Regions from separate parts of the Homo sapiens genome. Here regions 1 and 3 are each linked to region 2. A link is a loop called in an ENCODE intact Hi-C map of the cell type or tissue named here. Cell type or tissue: endothelial cell of umbilical vein. All regions are shown on one strand.

Region 1 (2,500 bases), 190 kb after region 2:
ATAACATCTCCTATCCGACGTTTTACTTTCTGAGCTCAGAACCTGATAGATATGGGTTAGACAGACACTTGCATATTTGCTGTTTTTCTTTTTCTTTCCTCTCTCTTTCCAACAGCCTAAGGTAGAGTTACTCATGTTACAATTTGGTTCATTGGTTGATGGATATCAAGATGAGATTGTTATACACCTTAGAGTGATTAACATCATTCAGACAGCCTGGATTCCAGTTGGTGTGAGAATCGATGTCTTGTTTTCTGTTTGGGAGGGGGTTATTCACTATATAAGGGTCATTGTGTTTTGTTAGGTGTGAACATTTTTTGGAAGTTTAATTAGGGGAAGAAGAATGTAGGCAAAGTTGGGCAGACATAGAGGTGAACTAGGAAAGATGTTTGTCCTGAGTTTTGGCTTTCCAGTGTTCGAATCTCTTTCTTATATGGAGGAAAACATGCACTTTGTAAATCTCCATGGGACACTGCATCCTGCCTTACACTAAAGAAGATGCAAAGGATCAGCTACTACCTTTTCTCTGTTCCCCTGGCAGCTATGCTACAGGCATTGTGGCTGAGGCTTGGCCAATCAGGTGCTCCCAGTATTGAATGAGAATCTTAAGTGAGATAAACAAGAGGCAGCGATCTTTTAGAATTCACTTCATAATGATGACACAGAGGGGATGGGAACAGCATCCAGTGTCCAGTGGCAGCAGAGTCTGACAGTGTGTGGGAGCAGCAATTCATACAGTGACACCCTCACCAGGCAGTTTCTGTGGCATAGCCTTGCTCATGGCTCAGCGCGCTCTACCTCCCTTAATTCCCACCCATTTTCTCAGCTGCTACTGTTGATTCTACGAGCTTTCTAATATCCTTCCAATAAATTCCTCCTCTGCTGATGTTTTCCAGTGTAATTCTTGCAACCAAGAGCACTGATTGCTAAAGGTATAAATTATCACCCCATTTTCAGCTGACAATTTGGGTCATTGAAAGGCTATATTAGAGGGCCAATAGTCATACAGTAAATGAGGTGAAATTCGAACCCAGATCCGCTTGATGCCAAGCTTGTATTCTAAACCACTACTCTGTTAAGTGCCATTAGTTAAAAATAGAAAATACTACAAAGACTAGCCTCCTATGGTTTTTAGAGAATTATTTCTTAGCTTAAGGATACAAGGAATTTACATGGTAGGTTATCACCAACTGTTGAGGCTACTGCTAGGAAAAACCACGTCATGCTGATGAGCTCAGGGAGATGCCTGTGCCATCACTTTCAGCACAAAACCACTGCAGAAGTGTTTGCCAGTCATGGGTCTGTCATTGTTTTTATGGAGTCTAGACAGGGTGTTGCTTCCTACCTCTTTTCTGCTGGCTGGTGACATTCCCTTTTTCATGCTTCCTGCCTTTGTCCCCACCTCCTCTAAAATGAGCTTCCCTTGTTGATTCAACACAGACTTTTCCTTCTCTAGGAGAAACCTCAGATAATTATTCCTGCCCCCCTCCAAAAATATAATCCTGCTCTTTAAGGAGGGATTTTTTTTTTCATTTCTTTGGATTGGAAAAATGCTCCTTTGGTTCATGGTAGAGCCTGACTTTTGAAAGCCTTCTGAGAGGATGTCTCCTGGTTAACCCTGGGGAGATGTTTCACTATCTGGCAGCCCTTCTCATCACGGACATTCAGTTTAAATCTCTCTGTCCTTAATTTTACCCCAATTTAGTCCTTCTATTCAGCTCAGTAATGACTCTGACTGTTGTTTACTCTATGGACACTTTCCAATGACAATCATGTCTCCTCTCGGTCGTTACTCAGCAGAGCTGGGCATTTGAGAATCTTTTAATAATTTCTTTGTGTATGTCAGTCTCTTTGCCCTCTGAGTCATGTTTGTGCTCTCCTCTTAACTTCCTTCAGTTTGAGCCCAATTGGAAATATGATTAGCATATAGATTTTTCCTGCTTCTGGCAAGGATTTTTACACTTAGTTGAAAAAAGAAGCTATACATTTTGTAGAAAACTCAAGGTCTGACCCACCAAACTCCATTATTGCCTTCCTGGACCAATATCCTTCTTCAATAGCCATTTTACACAAAGTTTGTTTCTGGTAATGAGAAGTTAATTGCCAGGCTTTGATACATTTGGATGGGGTTTGTATTTTGTTATCTTTTGTACTTCAGGCAACGTTACTTATCTTAAAATTGATTGTAGAATGCCTTAAATGTATCTGCAGTGGCTTATTGTTCTTTTAATAATAATTAAAGTGTTCTTTAATAATCACTCTTTTGTAATAGGTATCTCTCTTGTCACAGATAGCTTCTGTGATCCGGAAACTCCTATCTCCTCTGGGAGCTAACGTTAATTTTTGCAGCTGTCTTGTTATCCAGCAGTATTCTTTGTTTTGCTTTAACACAGCCACCCAGGAGTATTTATTAAGCACTGCACAGTTTAACTGCCTATAAAGATTAGGCCCAGGCTATTTACTTACTGGGTTGGTTAAAATTGGCAATTGGGATAATAGT
Region 2 (2,500 bases):
TCTAACACCTCTACTAGTTTGAAATCCCCAAAGTTCTCTTTATAAACCTTCAGTGGGTCTTCCCAAATACCAGATTCAATGTAGACTCTGTGAATGGCATGTAGTCTTCCAATGCCCTACTATCTTCCCAGCTGTATTTCCCTCCACATACCTCCAGATCCAAGTAAACCGCACTACATGCTCATGTCTTCTACTACATGTTCAAGTGCCCTCTTCCTGAAGGCACCCTACTCATCCTTCAGGGTCTTCCCTAGTATCCCCCTCAGAAAAGAAAACTATCTTTTACTTTTCTTTGAGATGGGCTCTCACTCTATCACTCAGGCTGGAGTGCAGTGGTGTGATCTCGGCTCACTGCAACCTCTGCCTCCTAGGCTCAAGGGATCCTCTCACCTCAGCCTCCCAAGTAGAAGAGACCAGAGGGATGCGCCAACACGCCCAGCTGATTTTTTTGTATTTTTGGTAGAGATGGGGTTTTACCATGTTGCCCAGGCTGGTCTCGAACTCCTGGACTCATGCGATCAGCCCACCTCAGCCTCTGAAAGTGCTGGGATTACAGGCATGAGCCACCATGCCTGGCAAAGTATCCTTTTCTGACTCCCCTGTAACTTGACCTCTCACTCCTCTGAACCACATTATTAAAATACCTTTCTAATGGTTCTTACATTCTGCCTTACATTATGGCATTCTTTCCTTTCTCCCTAGTGGTAGATGGTGAGCCCCTTGAAGGCAGGGACAGTGCATTACATATTAGAGATACTCAATATCTGTTGAACTGTGAAGAAAATCATATTTGTATTTTATAGAAAAAAGTGTGAAGGCAGGTGAAGTCATTCTTGGCTCAAGTCTTTAAAAAAGAAGCAGGCCTCCAGTTCACTCAAAATACTGTTACTCACCCTTTTAACACGCAATCAACAGCCAATAAATTACTCAGTCAGTGAATGTAATTCAAAGCTATCACATACAGAAGTGTGAGTCATGCCAGCAGCTGGACAGTTCTCTCCTGCTTCTAGGGAAGAGAACATTCATCTACAAAGACTACACAACAGCCGCAAGAACGAACAAGCTAACCACAGTGTCAGATGTCACAGCTGGACAAACAGCCCAAGCCTGGTCTCTAAGCTATGCAGGTGCCTCATTTCTATGACAGACAGAGGCAGGAGAACAAGGCTGTTAGGGCCTGTGTTCTGAAGCGGCAAAAAGCCAGCCACAGCAAGCCAGCTTCTGAGGGGCTCCAAGCACATTCCCCATGAGGGATGAGGATGAGGAAGGGTGCATCCTCATGTGCACAATATGGATGTGCGATATGTTTTCAATATGTTGCTAGTAAAAGCAGACAAGTGCTAATATGCATATTAGGTAATATGCAACACTTAGGCGATTTTTATTCATGGTTGGTTATTATTTTAGAGAAAAATTCCAAAGATTGTCCACATTCTAAAGTATAAATAATTTTACTTAGAAAAGTATGTTATACTCTACACTGAATTGTAAGTGTTCAAAAAGGAATGAAGCCTATCTCATTTTTTTTAAGTGGGAGAAAGAATCCAGTTTAAAAAATAATTTGGATTCAGTTTAAAAAAGTTTCTGGGATTTATTATATTTGGGCATTTTGAAATATTAAAAAATGACTTTTATCACTAGTATAGGATTTCAAAGAGAGGCTTAGGAGCATTTACTAAAATAGATTTGGGCCTTTTAATTTTACTGGAGACACAATATTTACAGAAATAATACACAAAAACATGCAATGTCCTATTTCTAGGCACTGCTCCAGTTGTGCCAGAGGAAAGAACACGGGACAGAACTGGCTATGCAAGGCATGGAAGAAGGAAAGAAAGGAGACAGGAAGGAAACTGCGGGGTGCAAGGAGGACTCAGAGATGCGAGGTTCCCATGGAAATCAGTGTGTCTGAAATTTTCAAAGGAAATGAAGGCTTTAGCATCATGGAAGGTACTAGTAGAAGCAAGAGGATGTAGACAAGGCAATGTGTGACATTTATGTTTTCCAAAAAGCAACAGAGCCTATCAAAGCTAAATAGTAACTGAAAACATTCGAATGTTGACAACAAGGTAAGGAAGAAAATACCATAGCAGTAAAAACAGCTAATAATACTCAGGTTTCTAACCAACAGGCTAATAAAAGACTTTTTGTAGTCAATTATGTCATTTTAATTCTAATGCTAATCCTGAGAGATTGGTATGGTTAGATCTGTCTTAACGTTTAGGTAACTGAGGGTTAGAGAGGACAAGTAACTGGTCAAAGATCTCACATCTAGTGATGGCATCAAGGTTTGAACCCTGGCTGATTTCATTCACACGTTCATTCATTCTCGACAGATATTTACCAACTGGGTACTACTACTGAGTTCCTACTTGTCAGTTACTAGGCTTACAAATAGGCATAGTTCTTGCTCTTAGGAACTTATCTAATGAGAAAGGCAGCCAATAAACAACTTAATAAACCAATATCTAATTATAAAATTTGATAGATACCATGAAGA
Region 3 (2,500 bases), 270 kb after region 2:
CTGTCCATTATTCATATTTTGAATGAGGAAACAAGGTGTCTTAGTTTCCTGTGGCTGCTGGAACAAATGATCACAAACTTGGTGGCTGGAAATTATTATCTCACAGTTTTGGAGGCCAGAAGTCTGAAATCAAGCTGTCGGCAGGGCTGTGCTTCCTCCAGAAGCTCTAGGGGAGATTACGTTCTTTGCCTCTGGTGGCTGCCAGCATTCCTTGGCTTGTGGTGGCTTATGCAATCTCTGCCTTCCCTGAATGTCTCTTGCAAGGACTCTTTTTTTAAAAAAATGTATAAATTTATGGAGTGCATGTGCAATTTTGTTACATGCGTAGAATGTGTAGTGGTCAAGTCAGGGCTTTTAGGGAATCCATTGCCCAGATGAAGTACATTATACCCATTAACTAATTTCTCATCATCCACCTCCCTCCCACCCATTCACCCTTCTGAGTCTCCATTGTCTATTATTGCACTCTCTATATCCATATGTATACATTTTTTAGCACCTACTTATGAGTGAGAACATGTGATAGTTGACCCTCTGTGCCTGGCTACTTACAAAGACTCTTTTCATTGGATTTATACCTCATCTAGAAAATCTAGGATGATCTCATCTCAGATAAATATTTTTTGGAAAAAAAATTTTTTTCGTATTATCTTTTCATTCCATCTAAAAATATCTTATCTTTTTTTTTCCAGAAAAAGTCACATTCACATGTTCTTGAAATTAGGATTTGACATATCTTTTTGTGGGCTGCCATTCAACCTGCTAGACAATACATAGGTAATTTATAGTGAGTCAGTAGTAAACCTGGGATTCCAACCCCTTGTCTTGGGGCCTCAAGAGCTTGTGAAAGCCCCACACTAATTGTAGACTTCAGCATCTCTTCTGACTTTCAGTCATGAGGACCATTGTCTTATGTATAGACTGGCTGCTGGCTAACATGTCAGGGCCTGTTTTGATAGCAGTCTCAATTCTAGAGGAAATGTGAAGCTGACTCACACAAATAAACAAAGAAGCTTAGCCAGGGACAATAAAGCCAAAAATCACGTTAAGGGCACAGTTCCTCCCTCTAGTTTAGCTCCTTGGCTTTATTCTGGTGTGAGATGTCCCGTGGTGATTGAGTCATGGAGAGAGCAGAGGGAGGGCTCTGAGGAACCTGGGAAGCCTGCTGAGCTGCATTTGGGACCTGCCTGGGCAGAAGGGCAGTGAGCTTGTGGAAACATTTGGCTAAAATATTATTCATGCAGAAAGAAATTGAAGAAGGCATAAGTAGATGGAAAGATGTCTGTGTTCTTGGATCAAAAGACTTAATATTGTTAAGATGTTTGGCCGGGTGCGGTGGTTCATGCCTGTAATTCTAGTACTTTGGGAGGCCGAGGCAGGCAGATCACCTGAGGTCAGGAGTTCAAGACCAGTCTGACCAACATGGAGAAACCCCGTCTCTACTAAAAATACAAAATTAGCCAGGGTGGTGGCGCATGCCTGTAATCCCAGCTACTTGGGTGGCTGAGGCAGGAGAATCGCTTGAACCTGGGAGGCAGAGGTTGCGGTGAGCTATCACACTGCACTCCAGCCTGGGCAACAAGAGCGAAACTCCATCTAAAAAAAAAAAAAAAAAAAAAAAAGACGTTCATACTACTCAAAGCATTCTATAGATTTAATGCAAGTCCTATCAATATCTCAATGTTTTTTTAAGAAATATAAAAATTTATCCTTAAATTCCTATGGAATCTCAAGGGACCCAAAATAGCCAAAACAATCTTGAAAAGGAAGAACAAAGTCGAAAGGTTCACACTTCATGATTTCTAAGCTTACTATAGTGCTACAGTAATTAAAGCAGTATGGTACTTGCATAAAGACAGACATATAGACCAATAGAAACAGGCAAAAGATGTTTTAGACATCTCTCCAAAGAAGAAATACAAATGTTCAATAAATACATGAAAAGGTGTTTAACATCATTAGTCATTAGGGAAATGCAAATTAACACCACAGTGACATATCACTTCACATTCATTAGGATGGCTGTTAAAAAAACCCAGCAACAGTGGAAAACTACAAGTGTTGGCAAGTATGTGGAGAAATTGGAACCCTCGTGCACTGTTGGTAGGAATGCCAAATGGGGTAGCTGCTATGGAAGAAAAGTTTAACGTTTCCTCAAAAAAGTTAAACCCAGAATTACCATATGATGCAGCAATTCCACTACTAGGTGTATACCCAAAAGAATTGATAGCAAGGGCTTGAACAGATATTTATATGCCTATGTACACAGCAGCATTATTAAGCATAGCCTAAAGGTGGAAACAACCCAAGTGTCCATTGACAGATGGATGCATAAAGAAAATGTGGTATATACATTCAATGGAGTATTATTCAGCCTTAAAAAGAAACCAAGTTCTGATACATACAACGACATGGATGTTGTATGAAGACATTATGCTAAGCGAAATAAGCCAGTCTCTAAAGGAAATATATTGTGTGATTCTACTTATGTGAGGTACCT

What was found. Hi-C counts contacts between places; a loop is a spot of excess contacts. Peaks named below come from ENCODE experiments on the same cell type or tissue, not always from the same donor. Only the 100,000 strongest peaks of a DNase experiment are listed, where the experiment ranks them.
Region 1: it touches region 2 in a loop (5-fold over the local background); 1 of 110 quality-filtered maps calls a loop at or near these places.
Region 3: it touches region 2 in a loop (5-fold over the local background); 1 of 110 quality-filtered maps calls a loop at or near these places.

The regions. Positions count from the first base shown.
Region 1 is chr4:173,056,889-173,059,388 of GRCh38, reverse strand. No RefSeq gene overlaps it. Among named protein-coding and RNA genes, the nearest start is that of GALNT7, 110 kb to the left of the region's middle. In endothelial cell of umbilical vein, no CTCF peak of the experiment used is centred here; DNase peaks (open chromatin) are centred at 1,328 and 1,758; H3K27ac peaks cover 1,893 bases.
Region 2 is chr4:173,250,996-173,253,495 of GRCh38, reverse strand. The region is part of intron 2 of GALNT7 (polypeptide N-acetylgalactosaminyltransferase 7); the gene reads right to left. Among named protein-coding and RNA genes, the nearest start is that of MIR548T, 16 kb to the left of the region's middle. In endothelial cell of umbilical vein, no CTCF peak of the experiment used is centred here; a DNase peak (open chromatin) is centred at 995; H3K27ac peaks cover 1,900 bases.
Region 3 is chr4:172,980,919-172,983,418 of GRCh38, reverse strand. The region is part of intron 10 of GALNTL6 (polypeptide N-acetylgalactosaminyltransferase like 6); the gene reads right to left. Among named protein-coding and RNA genes, the nearest start is that of GALNT7, 190 kb to the left of the region's middle. RefSeq lists an enhancer at 807-1,066. In endothelial cell of umbilical vein, no CTCF peak of the experiment used is centred here; a DNase peak (open chromatin) is centred at 1,068; H3K27ac peaks cover 1,467 bases.